Linked DNA regions of Mus musculus: regions 2 and 3 are each linked to region 1. Evidence: chromatin loops called from intact Hi-C (ENCODE). Cell type or tissue: heart. All regions are shown on one strand.

Region 1 (8,000 bases):
TGTGTGTGCGCGCACGCGATTTGTGTTTTGCGTGTGTGTGTGTGTGTGTGTGTGTGTGTGTGTGTGTGTGCGTGTGTGTGTGTAGTGGGCTGCCTCAGAGCAGGCGAGGACTCCGGGACCGGACTCGCCACCTCCGCCCGCTCTGCCCAGCTGGCCCTGTGCCCGGCCGGCGGCTCCTTACCTGGAAGCGCGGCGTTTCCCTCCTTCAGCCCCAGCGCCGCATTGACACTGCAGATGGTGCCTGTACCGCTGCCTCTCGCCCTCCTCTGAACGTGTGCGTGTGCGCGCGTGTGGCTGCCTCCTCCAGCCCCAGCCCCGAACGCAAATACTCCACCGAGGCACGGGGAAGCCACGAGCAGCAGAGAAAAACGGAGGGGGCCAAATCAGAGCCTGCCGGGCTTGACAGCTCCTCTTGCAGCGTCCAAGGTGGGCGTAATGTCCAACAAAAAGGTCAGGAAATGAAGATCAATTCCAAGCACCCCTAGCTTCCATCCAGCCCCGGAGCCCAAGCAGCGACAGCGGTGGCTCTCAGGGGCTGCGGCGGCGACGCGGGGCTGCCCCCCTTCGTCCCCACCCCCGCGGGCTGAATGTCCTTGATGCCAAGCGGGCACGGCGGCGTCACTCCGCGCCGCCCATGCTAGCCGGGTCGGGCCGCTGCCCGGGCGCGGCGGCGAGTACGTTGGGGACCCGCCGGGGAGCGCTCTCCGATCCTCTGCGCGCCTCCCTGGGCAGTGACGGCCACCCCCTGGCAGCCCGGGGCTGGCTGCGCCGCTGTCGCCCCCAACCCTGGCCGGGGACTAGCCGGGCAGTGCCCAGGGGCCGGGGCTGGGGGGCCTCGGAAGCCGCCGGCAGCTCCCCGGGGAGGCGCGGAGCTGCGGTGGTAGCAGCGACGGCGGCGGCTAGCGCTGCGGCGGCCAAGAGCGCGGCCGTAGTCCAAGCCGAGCCTCCCAGGCGCGTCCCCGGCCCCCCGGGCGGGCTGCTCGCAAAGTTTGCAGGGGGCAGGGAGCGGGGCCGCCGCTGGCTCGGCCGCCGCCGGAGCTCCCGGGCTGCCTGCTGCCGCCGCGGCTCGCTGCTGCTGTGCATTGAAGCCCGGCCAAGCGCTGCAAAAACTCCAGCTGCCTGGCGCTCTCTGGGTCCTCCTCTCCTCCCTCCCGCCCTCCCTGCTTCCCTTCCTCCCTCCCTCTCCTCGCCTCCTCCCCTCCCCGCCGCCCGCGGCCCGCCGCCGCCGCCGCCGCTGCCGCCGCCGCCGCCGCTCCCTCTCTGGCTCGCTAGCTGGCTCGGAGCTCGCGACTGACATCTAGACCAAGGTAGAGCGGCCGGCAGAGGGGGCAGGGGGCGCTTCCCCGCACGCTGCCGCCACTGGCCCGCCTGCTCTTCCCCAGTGTGGACGTTTGCAGACACCCCCTGGGTCTTCTTGGCTTCCTCGAGTCACCCTGGCGGTGGAGACACAGGGCAGAGTGGTGCATATATGGTGCCACCAAGTGCACTTGGATCGGGGCATACTCCCAAGCAGGCATGTGGTGCAGGCGGTCAGAGGCACTTCTGGGTGTTCCTAACAGACACCAGCCAAACATACATCCATTCCTAACCTAGAATCCCTGTCCAGCCCCACCAACCAAGGTAATCCTACACAGAGCACTAGAGGATGCCCAAACCCAAGGTTTCTTCTAGTCCTAGGACAGAAATGAATGGCCAATGCCACAGAGCTTGTTAGGTAACCTGATCTGTCCAGAGGCTGACCTTGCTTCACTGTCTCTGAAGCCCTAGGTCCTGGGCCATGTCCTAAACATAACCCAGACATTGCCAACATCAGAATAGTTTCAGAAGCCCAAAGGAAGAAATCCAGAGGTTGCTTAAATTGAGAGAGCATCTGGCAGGCAGGGAAATAGGTGAGGCTGCACTATCTAGAATATCTCTACAAAGACCCCCTCCAGTTAATGAGCCCAACGACCAAAATAAATAAATAAAAATAAAACAATTTTCAAAAGGATGCCCACCTATTTGTCTACCCAACTCTGCATGCTAAGTTCAAGGAAATGGCTCTGTCAGCCAAGTTCAGTAAGACTAGCCATTCATCAAAGAAAGACCTCTCCAGGAGCTTATGGTTTGGGGTTCCTGACCCACTCTCCCATGACACTTTCTTCAACCTCAGTCACTTCCTGCGCATAACTGTCCCTCCCACCAAAACCTCTCAGAATCTGCTTACTAGGAAAAGGTTGACAGTGGTATAAATTCCTTCCCCTTCTTATAGGGGTAATGTTTTCACAAACATCAAAGTTATACCCTCGGTAGACTTTCGAGGTGACAAGTTGGACAAGCTTCCGGGCAGGTAGCACACTTGGGTCGGGTTGGACTTACCACCCAGGACCTTGTTGAAAGTGCTCCCACCAGAAGGACACAATGAATCAAGTGTAAGCATGAAGAAGCCAGCCAGCCAGACATTTCTCTAGTTACAGGGTGTTCCAGGAGACAGCATGGAGCCCTGTTAGGCTCTGGTTGTCTGCTGAGCATCGCATGGCCCAGAAGACAGCAAGGGTTATCTTATTAGCTCCCTGTAATACATTGATCTGGCTCCTCTCTTCTCTGAAACGCTGGATCCCAGACCCAAGATAAGCACACAATATCAAGTTAGTTTCACAAGCCCAGAGAAACACAGAACAATAACTCCATGTTGCTGCTGCTTTGACATCCTCCTTCCAGAACTAAGGGAGCCCCGGGGCCAAGTGTCTGTCTGACATGACGCCTCAGAGACACTCATGCAAAATCAAAGGAAGCTGTCCCCACAGGTCTTAGTAAGGCTTGCCTCACCAGGGCCTAAACTCACTCAGAAGAGTCTCCTGAAATTGGCACATGACACCTTCATAACAGGCTCACCCCAGAAGTGACAGCCTAAAAGCCCCACAGAAAACCCACCAGGCTGCTTAAATAATGCACTTCACTAAAGGATACAGGAGATCCGATTGTCAGTTGGCTGTAGGGGACTTATGTGAAAATGCTCAAAGGGAGAGGAAGTAAGAACTTACTCTAAGCCCTTCTCAGCCAATCATCCAAGCAAGTCTTTGTCACCCTGCCTAGATGTCTTTTCTGCCCCTTGTAGTGCGTGTGTGTGTGTGTGTGTGTGTGTGTGTGTGTGTGTGTGTCCTGATGGATGGACCAGAAGTCAGACTTTTTTTTTTCTAGAGGTAGCAAACAAAATGTGCTTATTGTTCTTTATCTCCTGCCTAGTGTGTGCAATCATTTGTTTTCATTCAGAGGAGTCAGCATTGTGTGGTACCTGAAGAGTAATGACAGAGGCCAGTGACAGGGAAAGAATGTGCAGAAAGCTGGACCAACAAAGGACAGGTGCAGCCCCTGCCTGTCCTCCTCTTCTTAATAGGGCCTTCCCTCACGCTGCCTTTGCCTTTCTTGACTTCTATTGAATACCACAGGGGGAAGGCAGGCTGGAAACAGTTACAGCTTCCCACCATTGTAAGAATGGCAGAAAGGGTCAAACTAGCCACAGCAAGAGACTTGATGGCCTATTGAAGGTTTCCTCAACTCTAGGATGGGGGCGGGGGGATGGGTAAGGTCGACTGTCTTACTCCTTGACTTTACTATTGACCACCACTATCATTCGCACAGGTGTGCGCTTCAGTGGCCTTCCCTTGCGTGCCCGCCACATTTATACCTTCTCATTGCAGTGGCATTCACAAGAAATACAAGCCCTATGAGCCTGATTTGAAACTCTAATGCAGTGTGTATGAAAGGAGTCTGCATTCCCTGTCTCAGGAAAGTATCTGTTTCTCCAGGGGTACAATACAGGGAGGCAAGCCCTTAGCTTCCCTGGCTCTTCCCATGAATTAGTAGCCTGGAAAAGGCAGCTCTGTGTAGTGGTCCAGGTCACGCTTCTTCTACACTTGCTGCAAGCCCTCCGAGCTCTCACACTCCCCCCGCCCCGCCCCCACCAGCTGATGAAGGTGAAGAGAGATATACACTGGGCAGTCGGGCTGTTCTCTGCTCACCACGGGTCTGTGAGTCACTCACCATACTGGCCTGGTGGCAGTGTCTGGCTCCATGGCCACCGAGGAAGAAGTTAAATGGCACATTGTTTCCTAGAGCCCTGTTTTCTAAAGAAGCTATTTTTGTGAGATTTTGGCTGTGGTCCTTTGCCAGATTTTGGGAGAAACATACTGGCTCATCTCTCATGATAGCTGACTAAAAGAGCCAGGTTTAAGGGCGAGAGAAGACTCCTAACTTCCCCTTCACTTAGCTTCCACCATTTCATCAGCTCAGGAACAGGGTCACAGTTTTCATTGATAAAAGCCAGGGTTGTTTATTAAACAAATTGCTGGAGCCTGGTAGCGCTGCAGGGACTTCTTTCCCACAAGAGTAGTCCCAGACCTGGGTCCTGCTCTGTGCTCTGGATAAAAAACCCTCTGGCCTAAGGCTGCTTGAAAACCTACATTGTGGCGCCACCTGCAGGAGAGCATAATTATCGACTTTATCCCAAATGTAACTGAGAACAGTTTCTGGCGTCCCCAAACTACCCGGGCCAGGACAGAACTGCAGACAGACAGAATGGACCCCTGCTATCAAGGTGTGTCACCAGATGGCCTCCAGACACTCCAGCAGTTCTCAATGTGAGCATTTCTTGGAAACTGCCATTTCAAAGATCAACAGCCAATTTACAGATTCTCAGCCCATTCAAGAATATTTCCCTCACATCACTAAGAGGTTAACTAAGCCTAGAACACATGGGTCTATCTTCCAGGTACTGAGCCATTGCAGAGAGAAATGGATTCCCTTGTGACAGTGAGGATGGATCATCCCTGTTAGCATAGTTGTGATAGTCTTGGGACCCAAACTGCCCCTGCCTCATAGCCCATGGGTGTAAATGACTGCAGATATTAACATCTGACCCTAACTCCTCTCTACTCATCTCATGCTTTGGCCATCACTGTCAACTCCCTCTGGGTCTCCTCCATGAGAAGGGTTCCCTGCCCTCTGACCTGTGGTTAGTGCACTTAGGAGATGACCATGTTATTTTCCACAGGGTTCCTCATTACATGCATCAGTCATTTGGTGGGGAAAAAAACATCTTGGTATTACCAGCTATGCAGTGGCTTCTTAAGGACACCTCTGCCTGTCTATACTGCTGCTCACAGCCAGTGTTGCAGCTCTGCCATGGATTGTTAGACCACAGGGAGATATACAAAGGTAAAGAGAATGACTCTCATCTAGCCGCATGTGTACACAGACACAAGGGATCTTTGTCCTCTGGGCTTAGAAACAGCTCCTATGTCCCTCAACCAGGGTCCCAGTGTTCCCTCTCTCCTCCATAACCTCCTTGATCTACTCTCTACTCTGTAGCATTCTTCTTTCTCTTTCAACCGACTGGCAGACATTTTGTTCCAGTAGTAAAATTGAACTGTTAGAGGATGCGGTAGTGTGAGCAGAGATAGGAGAAGGACAGAAATGGCCTAAGTCTACCGGCCAGAAACAGCAGAGTCCAGATGTGTCAGGACTCATGGCTTTCTACAGAAAGTATAGACACTTGAATCTAGCCTTTGGAGTCTTCAGTGAAGTCCAAGACACTCTAGAGCAGGGGTGAGACGGCGCTTTATGGTAGTGCTTTGGAGGTGATGTGTCACGCAGCAATGCGCATCCAATGCAGTGAGGTCATGGAGAACAAATCATTGCTCTGGCCTCATTAGCCTTTTACTCTTGTTTTCTGAGCCCATTTGGCTTTAGGATAAGAAGGAAGAGGGGGGCATGCTTCACGCCTGCTCTCCTAATACGGGGCAGGGCTGAGCTCCTATTCACACCCTGGTGGGATCTCCCTGCAGGACTCTGGGGTTAAGGTCTCAGCACCTCTCAATGTGTTAAACAAAAATGGCAAAATCCATCCAAGGGTCTGGGAGGCAAAACACGGAGAACGTTCGAGTCCAGTGTTCACTTGAAGTGGGCTGTCATCAGTTCCAGACTGTCAGCAATCAGAGACGTCCAAGAGCGATGCAGAAGGCCTGCTAGGTCCTATTCATTTTAATGAGCTGTCTGGCTCCAGCCCCTGACCGAGAGAGCCTTCTGGAAACCAGCTTGAGTGGGACCCTAGTGTGAGACCTTGCATCTGCAGAACACTATTCCCCTCGCGGCCTCTCCCTCCAAGCTTTACCTGCAGATGATCTTGGTGCTCACCACACCACAAGTGAAAGGGACAGACTGGGGGGCCAGCCGTTTCTTGTGGCTAGAAGGTATAGTAAAGATGGGGAGGAGGCAGGGAGCAAGGCTAGCGGCCAGTAGTTTCATTTTCTTTCCCACAACTTTCCACAAGGATGTCCCTATGCCTTCTCTGCTCGGCCCTGGAAAGCTTGTAGAGATCTCAGGAGGCTGCACCAGTCGTGCACAAGGATGAGACCAGAGCTAGATGTGGCGGCACACATCTGCAAGCACAGCACTCAGCAGGCTGAGCACGAGGGTGGGAAATTCAAGGACATTCTGGACAACACAACCCAGTGAATGAACTGGAACTAAATAACAAGACCCTTCTTCAACCCCTTACTCCCAATGTATACCAAAACCCAGAGGCTGGGGAAAGGGGGAAAGGGAGAAATGAAATTATGAGCAGGAGAAAAGGAGACCGTGCCTATTCTGGGTCAGAGGAGAAAGAAAGCCCTGACAACTCCCTCAGATAGGTTCTGGGTCAATTCTGAGACCCTTGCTAGTCCTTTCCCCTTCGATATCTCCCTCTAGGGCTCGGTGACAGGCCCTGTTCTCCTGCCTCTGTTCCCATGACCAGGTCCATTTCCAGTCCTTGTTTTTAGAGGAGTCCCTCCTAAAATTCCCCTCCTGACAGACTTGCAAATGTTACACATTCCATGGAATTCAGGGGAACAAGGGCCCAAGGCTGCAATCATGTGTGGTGCCATGTAAGGATGGAGGAGAGCCAATCATGCCTATCTCTCCCCATCACTGCATTCGGTGACGCCATGGTGGCACCTGGAAATAAGACACCGTGGAAATATGTACAGCACAACAAGCACACATTACAACTAGGGACGGTTTTATTAAGCATCTCCTGGCATAGCACAAGAGAGGCCCAATGACAGGCCTGGGAAAGGGTATTTGGTTCATATCACCTTGCCAGCCATTCAGGTGACAAATTCCACCTGTATTAGTTCATCTTCTGTTGCTATAATATAGTGGCCAAGGCTAGTAACTATAAAGAAAAGAGGTCTATTTAGCTCTTGGTTCTGTAGGTTCAAGAGCACAATGGCAGCACTATCCCAGCCTTTGAAAGGGTCCCACGGGGAAAACACCGTAATCATCAGAGCACTCAAAGAGGAGAGGTCACATGACCTGTAGAAAGCCAAAGAGACTGGGGAACAACCATAGTTGTTCTCTTTTAACAACACTCTTTCAAGAACTAATTCAGGTGTCTCGGGAGAGCAGTCACAATGCTTCCTAAGGGCAAAGACTCCAGTGACCTAGGGACTCCCCACAAGGCTCCACTTCTTATCAGTGGTGTGCCACCACTGTACTGGTCCATCTACTGGGGACCAAGCCTCCAACACCCATTCAGACTGAATCCAGCAGTTATCAGAGGTGCCAACAGCACCAGCCTAACTCATGGCTTCTATTCTGCCAGCGTGTCACTTTTAGAGAGAATATTAATATACACTTTTCTACAGGCTATTTTTCCAAGTTCTATATTTAAGCGACTGTATTCTTGCTCTGTCGAGTGATTGTGACTTATTTTCTCCAACCAGAACATCAAAGCAAAGCCTATTGACATTACCTGGCTCAGGCTACCCAGGAAGACCAACATGTAAATCTGTTCGTGGATGCTTTCCTGTTGCTGTAATAAAACACCACGGCCAAGTCAACTTATAGAAGGATATATTTATTGGAGTTTATGGTTTTAGAGGCTGAGAGTCCATCACCGTTATGTAGGGAAAGCTAAGCAGCAGGCAGGCATGGAGCAGCAAGCTGAGCACTCACATCTTAAACCACAAGCAGAAAGC
Region 2 (8,000 bases), 390 kb before region 1:
TAACTACCCTCCACTACAGCTCTGTCTAGGCTATGGCACTTACATACACAAATGTAAGTACACACACACACACACACACACACACACACACACACACACACACGACCTTCATTACCTCCAAATGCTGCCCAGGCTGGTTGGTACAGTACAGGCACACATGTATATAACTGCATACAGTGACTTACATGTTCTTGAATGCATACATAACCTCTAATACTACCCACTGCTGCCCAGCCTGCATGCTCTCCTATGATAGGTGCATATGTGCACACAGAGACTCCAGCACCAGCACCTGGATGCTCAGTACCTTCCTTGCACTCCAGCGCCACACGGGACTCAAGGTTGTCCATCTGCATCTGCAACCTCTTCAGCGTGAGGTCACTTTCTCGGGATTTGCGTTTGTAGGCGATGAGTACGGCCACGATGAAGATGATGAGGAGGCCACCAGCCACCGCGATGCTGACAATGGCGGGCAGGCTGAGCGGGCTGTCTGGGGCGATGTATACCATCCCAGGGGAATACTCCATGCCACCCACCCGTGCCTGTGGACACAGAGAAGAGAGGGAAGGTAGCAGAGCAGGCTGAAGGAGAGCATGGTTGCCAGTGAGGGGCCCTCCCTAACCCCTCCCCAGAGAGAGCATGGACAGTGGACACCAACACCGCTGCCCCTCAACTAGAAAATGTGCCCACCCTCTGAGTCAGGAAGACACTGTCATCGTCATAACGAAACAGCTCGCAACTACACTGTGAGCACAGCGATAAAACTCCAGCTGACTTCCCTGAGAATCATCCTGCCATCTGATACAGAAATTATATCATGGACCAGATCTCTTTCTTTCTCTCTCTTCTCCTCTCTCTCTCTCTCTCTCTCTCTCTCTCTCTCTCTCTCTCTCTCTCTCTCTCTCTCTCTCTCTCTCTTTCTCTCTCTCTCCCTCTCTCTCTCTGTCTCTCTCTCTCTCCTAACACTACTTATCACTCTAAAGTTTTCCTCTTGTTGCACTAGCCAGGACAGAGGGAGTGATAATACATAAGAAACTGGCTCTTGGGGCAGGACAATGGACACAAGTCTGGGGTGAGCTGTGGGAAATCTCACAGTGGGCAGGAAGTGCTCTCGGAAGTATCCAGTAGCCTAGATACAGTGAGCCATTCCCTATCCAGCACCCCTCATGCCTGTTCCACACACAAGGAGGGTGCCAGCAGTCTCACCATCACTTTGTGCCTGCCGATGAGGTTGGGAGACTCGCAGAGCAGCTGCACATCTGATACTGTCACGGTGCATGGTTTCTCCCCAACCAGCACGGTGTAGTTCAGCTTCACATTGCCTCCGGCCACAGGCGGGATCAAGTTCTTGCCCTGAACAACAGGAAAGCCACCATCCCCAACCTTGAGTCAGAACCACAAATGCTGGTGGCTGCCACGGCCCGCCCACTACCCAACATTTCATCTTATGGATGGACCAGGAAAGAAGCTGCCATTAGCAAGAAGTTCAAAGAATTGGTATGTGTTAGATGTGGTATTCTATGAGTTTGGTCCCTAGTACTGTTAGGTAAGAGATAATGGGACCTTTAAGATGTGGACATGTGGAGTTTTATGACTTCCTGTCTGGTTCCCTTGTCACATGTGGTGCTAGGAGGCCCTCATAAGAACCAGGAAGATTATTTGGTCTTTCGTTTTCCAGGACAATGAGACAAGTTAGCTTTTTTCTTTTATAAGTAGCCAGCATCACGTATTTTGTGACAATAACATAAAGCAAGTTAATACATTACATATACTAGTACCCTCTCATCCTCCCAGTAAACCATCAATAATCGGTAACTGAAATGCCATGAAAAACTTATCTGGAATACCTTTAGGATAATGGGGGTGCCCGGCTTGAGCTCCAGGATTCCCGAGGGACTGAAAGCCTCAAACACGGGGTTAGGATAATAGGTGAAGTTGGTCTTGTTGAGAATTAGCAGAGACTGGACATTGTCCAGGATGAAACCAAATTCTTCAGGCCTCTCAGTGAGATCTGACTGGTGGTCGGGACCCAGGGCAAGGGCTGGAGCCTGGCAGGTCATCTCTGTAGCATTTAGGACCTCACAGATCTGCAGGAGTCAGAGGAGCGAACAGTGAGCAGCGTCTCCACACCAGGACTCCTGGTGTGCAGTTGGTATTACATCAAGTTGATATGGGAAGATTACGATGGAGGCAGCCAGGACCATACTCTTAGCTACTTACAGACTGCACCCAGTGACTGTCTCCTAGCTATGGCTTTGCTCAATGTGACAGTGGTAATGACTAGTTAGTCTGTGTAGGAACAGTGAGGTGGAATGGAAATTATTGGTCTTTCAGGCCTATAGCCCCAAAGCTGTAAATATGGCCATGCTCACTTCCCATCCCACCATCCCAGGTCACGGAGGTTTCCCATGACATGAGTCATGTATGTAGGCAAGGGCCTGCCAAGGGACTCACGTTGATGTGTTCTTTTCCTCCATGCTTGGCACGGATCTGTGGGTTCTGTATGAGGTCCAGGTGAGTTCCCCAGACAGCAATAGGTGTGTTCCCACTGCCCAAAAAGAAAGAAAGGAGTGTGTGAGCTGCAGGCCTAGGAGATAGAGTGGCTGGGACAACAGTGGTCATCAGCATGAGCCACGACAACAAGGATGAGGAAGCATAATTGTGTCCTTGGAGACAAAAATGAGCAGCTAAGTGCAATAACAAGGAAAAGAATCTCAGAAGGCCAGAGGGAGGACAGTGGTGACCAGATGTCCACATTGTCCCTTGCTGATCTGTTTGTAACATGTATAACTCTCACAGAGGCCCAGGTGACAGCATGGTCTCTTAGTTCTCTAAGGCTCCCAAACTCGAGTTGGCTGTTTCAGCCCTAGAGTCTTCTCCCCTATCCCTCACCACTTTTGGTCTTGTTCTCAGTGGTCCCCAGCAGACCTTCCAGGGTGCAAGCACCAAGCACCATGTTTTCCATGGCAACCAAGCTACAGATTTCCTCCTTAGTAGCTTCAGTCCAGCTGAGACCTGTGACAACCATGGCCCAGGACCTTTTCTAAGAGTACAGGTGTGACATGTTCTAAGACTCAATGAGGTCTGGAGTGGCACAAGACACGGGTGAGGAGGACTCAAGTGATTTAGCTCAGTGTGGCCTTTCAAAGGATGTTATGCTCTGTATCCAGGAAGAAGCTTGTGGAGAGGGTGGGCAGCCCTGTGTTTGGCTGTGTCCTCCTGGGACTAGAGTAAGCAATGGACTGATTGCTGGTCAATGGAGTCACTGACAAGCATCCTGTCATGGAAGGCAAGGCATCTTAGGTAAATCACTTCTAACCACAGTAGCTAAGATTCTTTGTCAGCTGGACTCACATGGGTTTCTAGACATCTATCTACTTTAAAGTTCTCATGACTTCTTTTTCTCATTGAGTGTGTCTTGCATGCACTCATGTGCTCACATGCACACATACACCTCCAGATGTGCCTGCAGGATTCTTTCTACAGATGAGTTTCTGGTATCTAGCCTCTAAGTCCCCAGCCTTCCCAACCACTAATTCTACATTCAGTTTCAAATAAACTCATCATTGTCCCCAAACAACCCAGACACATATAGGATGCTCAAATGTACACACTGTGCAGAGAGAGTCCCATTCATCCTCAAATTTCTTTAACCTAAGCTAAAATGCTGGCAGTCCAGAATGTGTGTCCAACCTCCCTTGTGGCATGAGTGTGACTTGGGACACTGATGAGTGCCAGGAAGATGACACCTTCATTTCTGTGACAATATGAAGGGAAACGGAACTCAACAAGGCCATGAATGTCCCAGAGCATCTTCAGTGAGACACAAAGGGCTATGTCACCTTCCTGAATCACCAGGCTCTGAGGCCAAGGCCTGGCATGGCTCTCACAGCCTGTTTCCCCTTCAGAATTTAGCTAAGGACAGCCAATGGCCTTTCTCATCTCACCAGCCAGGCTGTTTCTCTCTGGTCTTCAAGCAGAGGGTGTCCAACTATTTCTGTGAAGGACCAGGCAGGAAATATTTCAGGCTCCACAGGCCATATGGTCTCTGTCACAATTACTCAACTCTGTGCAGTCACGAGCAAGTAACTGTAGACAATACAACCAGTGAGCAGAGCCATGTGCCAATAAAATTTTATTTACAAAAATTCAGGCATCCAGTCAGATCTGGCCCTTGGGTCCCTGGTCTAAGTTTCGCCCCTGGCAAGGGCTGCAACCTGCCTTAGCCAGAGCAGAGCGCTTCTTTATTCTATCTTCATTAATTTCCCCAGTCCCAGGCCCCTCCTGGCTGGAGCTGAATGTGGGGGACACTGAGCAGGGAGCAGGTTGGGAGTAAGGTGCTGCTAAGGTCATCTGTTGGGTAAACAGCATGGACTGTATCTGTTCCTTCCCACCCCAAGTCTTCACTGTGTCCCCCATGCACCCCAGAACAGCAGCTTTCCAATGATCTCAAGGGTTCTCAGAAAGGACAGCCTCCATGGAACCCTCTCACCCTGATAATGTCCTCCTGGCATAGAAAAGTGGCCACAGTCAAATGCCTGCAGGTCCATCTCTGATGGGAGGTGCTATACTCTTATACTCTAGGAGAATCCTCCTAAAGAAAGAGGTCCAAGAAAGATCCATGGCTTGCCCCAGTAGACTACTGAAGTGCCTGACTCCCTATCTGGGTTCTTCCTATAGCAGCATTGTGTGCCCTCTTCCACCTCCTTTGTCATTTTGCTTAGTGCATTTGTGTTGGGCAATGGGGAAGCAGCAAGAAATGAGGACCAGGCCCTCCCTGGATGAGTCTGGTATATGGGAGAAACAAAGGGAGGCAGACAACAGGGCTGATGGGAAGAAAGCTGGTGAGAGAGAGAGAGGCCTCAGTCTCCCAAGTCACTGGGGTGATAGGCTCTTGTCACCAAGCTTGGTTTCCCTTGGGGTTTTGATGTCTGAGAAAGAGAAACGGAGGGCCAGATGAAGGGAGAAGGTTGTGGGGAATGGGTCCTCCTACCTGACAATGCTCCATTCTGGTTCAATCCGCACAATGGTGGGGTCCTCCACGTACTGAAAGACCAGGTCCTGGCGGATCCTGGCCCTGTCCACCTGCACAGTCACCTTCATGTCCAGCACCTCCTCTGAGGATGTAGTGTTACAGATAATGTAGGATGGAGAGCGCCTGCAAGGGAGGGTAGAGCATGGGCTCCCAGGTACTAAGCCTAGCAGTGGTCCCAGGTCAACCCCTTTCTTGGTGCATCCGGTTTCTCAGAAGTAAGGGTGAGCACTGTCACATATAGAGAGTACACAAGCCAGAGACAAAGACCTTTTGAAAGGCTCCTCTGAGCCTGCCTTTCAAAGAGGTCTACACTTTGGGCTATCCTTACTCCTAACCCTGGCCCCAGTTTTCACAAGTATCTAGCTACATAAGTCTGGTGATGCTCTTTCCTCCCTGTCTCATTCCTTCCCTGCAGTGAGAATCCTGTGAAGTGGGTTTGGCAGGAATTAGCTCCTTGCCACCTGCTCCCTGTGACTCTTTGAGTCCTGAGACCTGGCTTATAGCTCTAAAGGCTGCAACTGAACTTGCTGCACTGGGTTCCAGCTCTCCCTATGCCCCGTGAGAGTCTCAGCCCTTCTGTAGTTGCTTTGAGCAAAGTCATCCTCAACACTCTCAAAAGAATCCAAATATTGGCTTCTTGGCTAGCAGTAATGCAAGGTGCAGGCTGATCTGACTTTGAATCTGACATAGTTCTTGTAGGAACACACCTATCTCTGGGAGCTTTGGCTCTGATTGGTTACATTTTCCAATGCATTCCTTGAATGGGTTCCCTGTGGCTTCTACTCCAGGCTTCTGGCTAGGTAAAGTGTGTATTCTTTTGGGCTGAAGAGCCCAGCTGGGCAGAAGGCCTCTTGCCCTTGTTGGCTCAGCCTCAGCCTTCTGGGACAACCTGCTCAGGGCTGACTGGGGTGGCCCTAGGCAGCTTCCAGCAGGAGAGGTTCTGGACCTAAAGAGGCTTTTGGTTCTAAGTTGGATGCTCAGTGGTACCCCATTCTCTGCAAAGGATACTAGGGTACCAGGCTGAACTGTGGGCAGGAGCACAACACCTCTCCCACCTTCCAGGAAATGCAGCAATTGGCTACTGTCCTCAAACAAAGGCAGAAGAGTGCCAGCTTTTAGGGGGACTCACAAAAGTCATCTTGGGTGAGGGCCAGTTCCTATCCACCTCTGTGGGACCCCACATTTCCCTCCCAGGGGGCTTTACCTGTCTGGCCCCTCTCATGGGCCCATAGGTTACCTGTGGAAGAGGCAGGGCTGGCTCCCGAACATCACCACAACATTGCTGCCTGCATTCAAGTTGGTACCTGTGATGGTAACCTGTGTCCCCCCAGACATGGGTCCTCGGTTGGGCTTCAGATCTGCGAGGGTCAGAGTCTGTGTAGAAAAGAAGAGGACTGAGGCATGCTGGGATAGGTGGAGGCTGGGATGGGCCCTAGGCAGTGCCTCACGCCCTACTGAAGAGCAGCTCTCTAGAATCCACTCATGAGGCCTCTGCAAGGCATTTTATATTCTTCTGTGACAAGTGCTTTCATCTCTACAAGAATAATAGTAGTCATGATAGCTTCTGTGTACTGAGTTTTTTTGTTTGTTTTTAGTGACAGGTTTTATCTATAGTGAGAGAGACACATATGTATCTATGATTAACTCAGTCAATGGTTTTCTTAAAAATGACTATCATTACTTATTTCATAGATGAGGTTCAGAGAGGTTCGCTAAGTTCTCCAAGGTCACCTAGCTAAAAGGTACTGTAACTGAGACCTGACTCCAGAGCTCTGATCTCCAGCCACTTCCCCAGTAAACAGCCTCCTGGTGCCTGCAAAGGGGGCCTGCCATGGCCAAAGGTCTCCAGAGCACCCTCCAGGAGCCAGAGCCTGGGATTTGTGAGGACTGTGCCCAGGGAAGCTCCCAGGCCTGCCAAGCCCCCTGCCCTGACTGGAGGTGAGGAGCTGGGCAGAGGTGGGGGTGGGGAGCACAGCCCTAGATGGAGAGGGATTTGGAGTTGCAGTTTGTTCTTTCATTAGCATTTTAATGGAAAAACTTTCCCCAGTCCCAGGTGAGAAGCCTGTATCTGCATTTAAATGAAGACTTCTCTTTCCTTTCCCCAGCCACAGCCCACTAACAGAACTGTACTGAACCTGAACCCACTGAGTTCATAGGGCTATGGTTGCCCTCCTGCTGGAAGCCTCCTCTGGGGACCAGCAAACTGAACCAACTGCCCTGTGCCCAGATCCCAGACTGGGGACACTGGTGGCATTCACCTGGACACACTCGTTGACCTTGGCTCTAATGTTCCTCAGCTAGGTGTGAAATCTTTGTCTTGTGGCTTGAACACCCAAGGACAAGGGACTTTTGGTATCATGGTGTGGGCAAGATATTCAACTTCTCTTGTCACATAATTGGGATCTGAGCCCCAAAATGGTTATCAACAGGACCCATGACAGTTTTCTTGTTCCGTAAACTACAGTAATCAGCTATTTCCAAAGGGTAGCTTTGCCCCACTACTGCTCTCCCCAGAGAGAAAACACTGGGTCTGTCAGTTGGGGTTCTGTGCCCCTGGGCTATGGGGAGCTCTGGCATCAAATGCTGGAAAGGAGGGCTGCTTGCTGTCAGCCTCATTGCTTGTGGTGTTGATGCAGGGACTGGCTGGAAGGGGTCTGCTCCGGGTGGGAGAGGGTGTTATGGAAACATGTTTTAGACTTGTGAGAAACTATTAATTATTCAAGTCATGCTTCATAAATATTTCACAGTGGGTTTGCACGGGAAATCAAAGTCTGAATTATTTGCCAGCTTTTCACTTGGCTCCGTGAAGGAACAGACTAGAAGGGAGAGGGAGAAGGAGCATTCCCAGCATGGAGACCTCCTGGGACAGAGCTGGTGATGGGCCAGGAGTGTTGATCTGGGCCTTTTGTAGCTTTGACATTCGAGGGACTAACCCACACATCAGAGCCTGGTTTGATTTGTGGAG
Region 3 (8,000 bases), 570 kb before region 1:
CATCCTGCTGCTATTGAACCTCTCAATATTTCTACTTTCCTGCCTGAATTGTTACTCTTGGGGCAAATAAAAATTCACTATTTGTTCACACTTTATTCCCTACCCATTCCATTCTTGGAGGCAGAGCAAGACATGAAGATGAGATAAAATTCAGCTGTCTCATCTTGCTTGCATTAGATGTATGAACACAGTTGTCTGTTGTGGGCTAGGAAGCCATGTGCTGATATTGTCCTCTGGACAGTGGGGCTGTAAATTTGCAATTTTGAATCCTGTTATAAAAGGGAGCATGGAGACAGGTTTGCCCTAGTTGGGATGGTGAAAGGGCTGAATCAAAGGGCAAAGTTTGGGAAAGGAAGGGTTAACATGTGAAATGTGTTGCACAGGAACACATAACAGGAAGAGTTGCAGTTGTTGGGAAAAGAAGGGTGGAGAAATGTAAACAGTTAGGTTGGAAGGCCAAGAACAGAAATGCTGGCTATTAGAAATGTGGTAACGTTGGGGGATAGATTTTTGCATCTTTGTACTTATATAAACATCACTGATTGATTGGTACTAAGGAGTAGAGAGTGGATAAGGAGGAGAGAGGGGTTAAGTTCCCAGGGTACTGGATTGGGCAGTGACATTCACTGAAGCATGCAGTCTTAAGGAAGAACACACAAGTACAGACATTTTCTAAGTCAAGATAGCCTCCAGGAGTCAAGCAGACATGGACCAGGGGATATGTTACAGTTTGAATCTGAAATGTCTGCCACAGGCTCATATTTTGAATGCCTGGTCCTCCAATCATGGTGCTGTTTTGAAGGCTGGTAGAACCTTAGGAGTTAGGGCACTGCAGGTGTAAATACATCCCTAGGGACTGTCTCTTGAAAGTTATATCTGCCTCTTCTGGGCCCAGGCACAGCCTCTCTCTCCTGCTAATGCCACCACAGAGAGAGCCCCTTAAATTTTCTCTTCCTTTCACTATTTCTGTCAGGCACTGCCACAGCCATGAGAAAAAAAAAAAAAAAAGCAAATCACTCACTCTCATCCCTGGATCTTTTTGTACCCATTTCTTCTGAGTTCAAGGTGACTACAAGCCATCTAAGGGAACCTGAAGACCAGATCTTCAGCTCTGAGCACTGTAGACTCCCTATAAAACTCTATGCTGCTGCATACTGGAAACAAGGGCTTCTCTCATCTAAATAATTGTGTTGTCATTGGCCCATTAACTCAGTGAATATTTCTTAGACACTAGTGACTGTATAGGCATTCTGTTGGTGGTACTTACAGACAACAGGTACTTCTCTTCTATGAAGAACGGAGGCAGTGAATACCCAGCAAATGTAGAGCTAATTGGTTCTGCCTCTGCCTTCACTGCTGTGTGGGACTAGTAAAGATGGTTTGTTGCCTTGTCTGCTTTTCCCTTCTGCTGGGATGGCAGCCAACCACCTAGAATCTATTTACTTGTCTTTTCAGAGCCCCCAACTACTTTTAGATGAGAATTTCAAAACCATCTTCTGCCATCTCTTTGATGACAACTCCCTCTCAAAACATATTTAACTCCGCCTTTGGACTCTGAGGCTCTGAGTTCCTGGAGACCAGGACTCAGACCTCGGACATTTTTCTGCTTAAAGCTTTGCATCTGACCTCCGAATCTCTGAATAAAGCCTTTTAAATAGCACAGGGCTTATCTGCTTTCAATAGTCAAAGTCAAAAGAGAGTAAATTAATTTTGAACTTTGATTTGTTCATCTGTCTACTTCTCTAGACTTTAAATATCTTGAGGGTGTAGCTATGTAGTCAACCATGTTTCCCATACAATCCATGGTATACATTAAACAATTACGATTAAAGTGTGTGTGTGTGTGTGTGTGTGTGTGTGTGTGTGTGTGTGTATGCATGTGTGCATTGAATAAATGAACAAGAGTCATGTTTTGATGATCAGTATATTTTTAAATTAATTTTCATCTTTTTCATTCTTGTTTTCACCATCTCCTCAATTGTAAATAAAGTTTCTATAGGAAAGAGTTTTGGTTGTTGGGTGATAAGGGGCATATTAATATGGGTGCTCAGAGTATGTGTTGACGGATGGCTTAGAACTCAGGCCTATAACTGCTATCTTTCACATGCGATTTCATTGTTAGTTGGTTTTCTGTCTGTTCCGTGGTTTGCAGGGGCAAATCCAATTCATTTCTTGACTCCTTACTAAGTCTGGGTAATATGTTCAAATGCTGGGTGGAGAGGGACCCTGGAGTCAGGACATTTAGAAAAGCTCTTTATGTGACCCTCCTAAGTGCTTTCTCTCTCTCTTCACAGGTCCCAAGAATCAGGTAAGATTTTCATCCTTATTGTGTGCGGAAAGAGAACTAAAGTATCAAGGTCAGCAACTCATCTGAAGTTGGAATTTGAACCAAGTTCCTTCTGCCTCCCCAGCTCCCGGTGGAAGAGAGAGTCTGCAATGTCCTTGACTGCCAGAGTCGTCCAGGACCCTGGCAACGTGCCTGGTCTCCACTGCAAAGGCTACTTTGGCTTGCAGGCTGAGAGGTGGGGTGCTCAGCATGTGGATGGCAACAAGCCCCAGGGACTCTGTGCTAGATGGGACTGTTGGCTACTGTGAGACGTGGCCGCCCAGAGACTTAGACAAGCTGGGTCTCATAGCCGTCTACCTTCCAGTGACCTTGGAGGAGGCAGAGGATATGACTATTCCCTACTATATGTCTCTAAAAAGAGATCAAGCAGGGAGGAGGCCATGCTGAGGGGACCAGTGTCCCTCACATACAATTGACAAACTAATACTGATAAGCCATGGCCCTCATCACCCTACGTCATTCTCACTCATAAAGTTGCCTTCTCCTCCTAGACCACTGCTTTGGAAACACAATAAGTGAGATTGTAAGAGGTACAGGTCAAGGGGGTCTTGACCAGGTGGTACTGAAGAGGCTGGGGTTCACAGGGTCTATTCGGGATACTGGCAGCAAAGTGAGGCCCCTCGTGGGGCCCAGGAGAGGGATGGAAGGAAGAGAACCAAGTCTTGGCAGAGATCTGTGGTCTCAACCCAGAGGGAGAGAGCATGGTGTTTGGAAGGAAAGAGCTCAGACACTGCTGCCAAGCAGATCTGAGCCAAACGCTGACTCTTCGGCTAGTGTCTGCATCGTCCTCTCTCCTTTACCCACAGGTTCTTTCTGGAAAAGACAACAGCAGCGTCCACCCTGAAGTTTATTATGCAGATTAGAGACAATAAGACCAAACAGTCTACACAGAATGAGAGGCATCTCTAGCCTCACCCAAGGTTTTCAAGGGTACGGTGGGGGAAGAGGTTGGCATTCAGCCTTCCCCGCTGGAAGCATAGAAAATTCTCCATGCGAAGCCCAGGGGGAGCTCTGGTCCAACCCTGGCTCCCCAAGTGGGAATAAATATTTATTGAGAGTCAGGCAACCTTACCAAATTTCTTCCCGACCCCTTGGCCACACTCCCTGTCTTCATAGTTGGTCGCTGCAGCGTTTAGTGGAGAGGGCCTCAGCGCTTCAGTAGATTATATGGAGGGAGCCAGCGAACCTGGGGGGACTTGAGCTGATGTGAAAGGCTGGGCTGAGAATGCTTCAGACCCTGAAATTGAGTCGCTGTTGGGATTTGCTTTTGAGCCTCTGATTTGCAGTTGGCATATTTATAGGAGACCCCGAACTATTAAAGGATGTGCTCCCGGGCTTCTTGCCAAAGCATCCCTGGCTCGGTTCCTTCCACAGCTTGCCAAGGTTTGACTGCCCTGGGTTGCAGCCTTACAGCCAAGGGACACTTGGAGGCCCCAAGATAGCCCTGGGAAAAGTGTCAAAAGCAATGGCCTTAATGTTTAGAAAGGCACCATGCTAGAGGTGTTATCAGATCTCAGGAACCCTGGGTGAGGAGTGCCGGGCCACTGGGGCCTTTTAATGATTCAACACTCTGCCATGAGTTGAGAAGTCCGAGGCCTGACTGAAATCCATTGTGTGTAGACTTTCCAAACCTGCTTCTAGCCACATAAAATGGGAATGAATGCATCTGTCTCTTAGAGTTATTTTATTTTATTTTATTTTTTGAGAGTTCTTAGAGCAGGTCTATGGCCACTGAATGGCATACATTGTGACACTCAGCCATCAAATACCAGGAATTGTTAGTCTACTCTGAAAAGAAATGAGACCTCAGGAGAGCCAACAGCACTGACTTCAGGTATGTTCTAATCTGACACCCTTCTTTCTAGCCATGGGCATCCTGCTTGAGTTGGGAAATCCTCTCAGGACGTCCTGAGTAAGTACAGTGAAAGAGTCTGGAGTTTTGGGGAACCCTATATTCTTTATGAAGCAGGACCCTCTGGATCAGGAGCTAACGGGAGAGCATATAGGCAGCCGGGGCAGACAGGGGAGTGGCAGTCACCCATCCAGGCCCAGGGCCTCAAAGCTTGGTATTGTCTTGTGTTGTTGTGTTGTCTCTGTATTCTTGTGGTTGATGAGCTACCACGGTGTCTGTGTGTTGCCTTCATTCTGCCTTGTTTTGCAGCTGTGGCCACAGGGAAGGGTGACAGGAAGGGATGTATTGATTGTGTCACTTAGGCACTGGTCTGTCCCATTTCAGGTGGAGCACCTACCCTGGAAAGCTTCCTTCTGTCTATTAGCCTGACACCCTTCCCTCATTCTTTCTCCTCCTCTACCTGCTCACCTCTTCCCCTGGACCCCTTTCTCCCCCAAATCACAGGGAGGATCTACTCTGTAGCCTGGTAATTTTGTTTTTTAACTATCTTTTTATTTTTAATTGTCATAGAGTGATTGAATATATTTTTGGAGTACAGTATGACAGTGTGTGTGTGTGTGTTGTATATCTATGTACACATCTATGCACATGCATGTAGAGGCCACATCAGAATATCTAATATCTTCCTCTTTGCCTTTTTGCCTTGAGATACAATCTCTCACCGAACTGCAAATTCATCATTTGGCCTAGCTAGCCAGCTAACTCTTGGGATCCACCTGCCTCCAACCCACAGTGTTGGGGTTACAAATGTCACAACTATGCCTAGCTTGTTACCCGGTGCTGGGGATTTAAACTCAGGCCCTCACGCTTGCAGAGCCAGCCCCCAGTGCAGACATATAGTATGTAATGATCCAGTCAGTGTAAGCTGAATGTCTATAACCTTATACATTAGCTCCTCTTTTCTATGTCAGAAACATCCAACCTCTTCTCCACTAGTCCCTTTGAGATATGTAGCTGGCTGCGGCCAACCATAGGTACCCAGCTCTGCTACAGATCACTGGGGATTATTCTTGTTCAACTGCACTCTGTAGCTGGGACTTCTTTCCCCATTTCCCACCTCCCTCAACCTTCCTTGGTTCTGGTAACCATTATTCTTTTTTAAAAATTTTTCTTATTTATTTAATTTAATTTTATTTTATTTATTTATTTAGTGTGTTGGTGTTTGTCCGCATGCTTATCTGTGTACCACATGTATGTCTGGTGCCCTTCGAAGCCAGAAGTGGGTATTAGAACTCCAAAGCTGGAATTACAGACAGTTGTGAGCTGCCATGTGGGTTCTGTGAACTGAACTCAGGTTCTACAGAAGAGCAGACAGTGCTCTTAACCACTGAGCCATCTGTCCAGCTCCCATAACCATTATTCTTTTCTCTCCTTCTGTGAGATTGGCTTTTAAACCTCTAAGCAAAAACATGCAAATGTTCACTTTACTGTGCCTAACTTTTTTTTTTAATCAAATACAATGTTCTCCAATCTCCATGTTGCCACAAATGACAAAATGTCATTCGTTTATATGGTTGAGAAATAGTCCATTATGCTTACATACTACATTTCCTTTATGTATTAACCAACTGATAAACACATAGGCTGGTTCCATATCTTGGCAATTGTGAATGGTGCTGAAACGAATCTGTGACTACACATGCCTTGTCACATGTTGATCTCCATTCCTTTGACTCTATACCCAGTAGAAAACTGTGAGATCAGATGGTCGATCTGTTTTCAGTTTACAAAGGACCCTGCATGTTATTGCCTGTGGTGACTGCTCTAAGTGACATCTTCACGGGCCATTACCAAGCTATCTTCAATGGTCTCATATCCATACTCTGCATCCTGGGTAGCTGGGAAGAACATTGGATAGTATGGGCTGTGCAGCTTGATGGCTTTCTAGTTTTTTTAATGGATTCTTTGTGAATTTTACATCACGCACCCCAGTCCCACTCATCTTCCCATCCTTTCGCCCACCACCCTTGCAACCAACGTTCTTCTAAAAGAAAACACCAGCTAGTAGTAGAAGCTTTGGTGGGTCACCCTTTTGTCTAAACAGCTTTTCTTGCAAACATTCACTGTAATGAGTCATTTGTCTGGTTCAAGGCTTCTGCTATACAACCAATTCTGGATCCTTGCTGGCACTCTTCTGATGTCTTGGGTCATGAAGGTCCTGCAGCTTTGGATCAGCAGGACCTGCCCTTCTACATGCTCCAGCAGTTCACTGATGGATTATATTTTGGGGTGGTTGACCTCAGAACCCTAGATCTGGGCATGGGTGGAAGCTGAATTGGTCAACCTGTTAGCTCTCCCTCTTTGCTCAGGTGAGGAGTGGGGCCAGCTCTCCAGCTCTCTGGCTCTCTGGGCCAGCGCACTCTCCTACTGCAGGTAGGAGGCTTGGGGGTGGGATGGCATCTTTCCTGAACCCACACTACCACCTTGCAGATGAAAATGAGGGGCTGGGCAAGGCCAGCTCTCCCCAGCTCATGGTCTTGGGGCTAGCTCACCCACCACCACCACTGGGGCCAGCTCACAGACAAACCCCACTGCCACTGGGGCCAGCTCTACTGTGCTGTTCAGGTGAGGTGCAGGGCCCACTTCCGAGTGCTGCAGCTGGCTTGATAGTTTTCTTTTTTTTTTTTTTTTTTCTTTTTTCTTTTGGTTTTTTGAGACAGGGTTTCTCTGTAGAACCCTGGCTGTCCTGGAACTCACTTTGTAGACCAGGCTGGCCTCGAACTCAGAAATCTGCCTGCCTCTGCCTCCCAAGTGCTGGCCTCTGTGCATGGGTGGCAGGCCTGCCCCACCACCCACAGTCATGACTCTTTCCATGGTCGTGCATTGTTAATAGTGAGCATAATGGCATAACAGTGATCTGTGGTGCCTGTTTAAGAGTAGCCCTGTGTCCTGCAGAAGGCCATACACGCTGCTGTGGCAGCATCTGTGTAGTTCCACTACAAGCCTCATACCGAGGTTGACAAGCACTAAGACTCTCCAACTCGCACATAATTGCCTTCGATGCTTGGGCTCTGGGAGGAGGACTCAAGTCAGTTTCTTATCTTTGTCTCTGATTGGCAGGCCTGTGTGAAGCACACTGGTAGGGGGTGGGAGGTGGATAGTTGGAGAGGGAGGCAGAAGAGGCCATGGGCCTACTCCACACGAGCCTGTCTGTCATGGGCCCCAGAAGTGTGATAAAATATCAGATCTCTCCCTGTAACCTTGTCAGCCCGCTGCCAGCTCACACAGTACCAGCCTTTGACAAGAGGAAGGGAGGGTGATGGGAAACTCCACTCTTGGCAACAGGGAGTCTGTCATGGGATTCCTGAGGGAGCAGTGCCTATTCTTGTGTCGCATCTGCCAGTACCTTGACTCAAACTTGCCCAAGAATGGGACTGCGCTCCTCCGGCATTCTGTGTTCTGAGTTACATCCACATCAGCCAATGCATTTCTATTACCTTAATTGCCGTGTTTAAAATACTTCTCGTTCCTGGAAGAGTTGGTGTATGGAGAGAGATTCCCCTGTGACGATGGCAGGAATGTTTGTCTCCTTGGGGACCAGACAGGCACTTGCTGCTCCTCCTGCAGCTTCTCTTCCCTTTCTCTACACAGCCCACTCCCTTCCTGGGAAAATTCCCTTCCGTCTCTGAGTGTATCTGTAGCATCGGATGACTGGCAGTGTCTAACTCAATTAGTCAAATGTGGCTTATGACTCACTTTTAAGGCATCCCAGATAGGTCATTCAGAGTTCTGTCATTACCT

What was found. Peaks named below come from ENCODE experiments on the same cell type or tissue, not always from the same donor. Only the 100,000 strongest peaks of a DNase experiment are listed, where the experiment ranks them.
Region 2: it touches region 1 in a loop (2.3-fold over the local background); 8 of 42 quality-filtered maps call a loop at or near these places.
Region 3: it touches region 1 in a loop (3-fold over the local background); 2 of 42 quality-filtered maps call a loop at or near these places.

The regions. Positions count from the first base shown.
Region 1 is chr6:32,587,123-32,595,122 of GRCm38, forward strand. It overlaps Plxna4 (plexin A4), which reads right to left and starts at 1,070. Exons shown (of 32, transcript NM_175750.3): 1 at 182-1,070. In heart, CTCF peaks have their summits at 1,374 and 4,467 (motif pointing left); DNase peaks (open chromatin) are centred at 219, 1,169 and 4,449; H3K4me3 peaks cover 1,692 bases; H3K27ac peaks cover 1,607 bases.
Region 2 is chr6:32,195,817-32,203,816 of GRCm38, forward strand. Plxna4 (plexin A4) reads right to left here. Exons shown (of 32, transcript NM_175750.3): 15 at 6,273-6,409; 16 at 4,994-5,158; 17 at 2,455-2,548; 18 at 1,848-2,087; 19 at 1,207-1,353; 20 at 308-542. Among named protein-coding and RNA genes, the nearest start is that of Gm13850, 88 kb to the left of the region's middle. In heart, no CTCF peak of the experiment used is centred here; DNase peaks (open chromatin) are centred at 4,045 and 7,905.
Region 3 is chr6:32,014,534-32,022,533 of GRCm38, forward strand. Gm31894 (a long non-coding RNA gene) reads left to right here and starts at 3,465. Exons shown (of 3, transcript XR_377515.2): 1 at 3,465-4,181. In heart, a CTCF peak has its summit at 3,351; DNase peaks (open chromatin) are centred at 2,518, 3,088 and 3,708.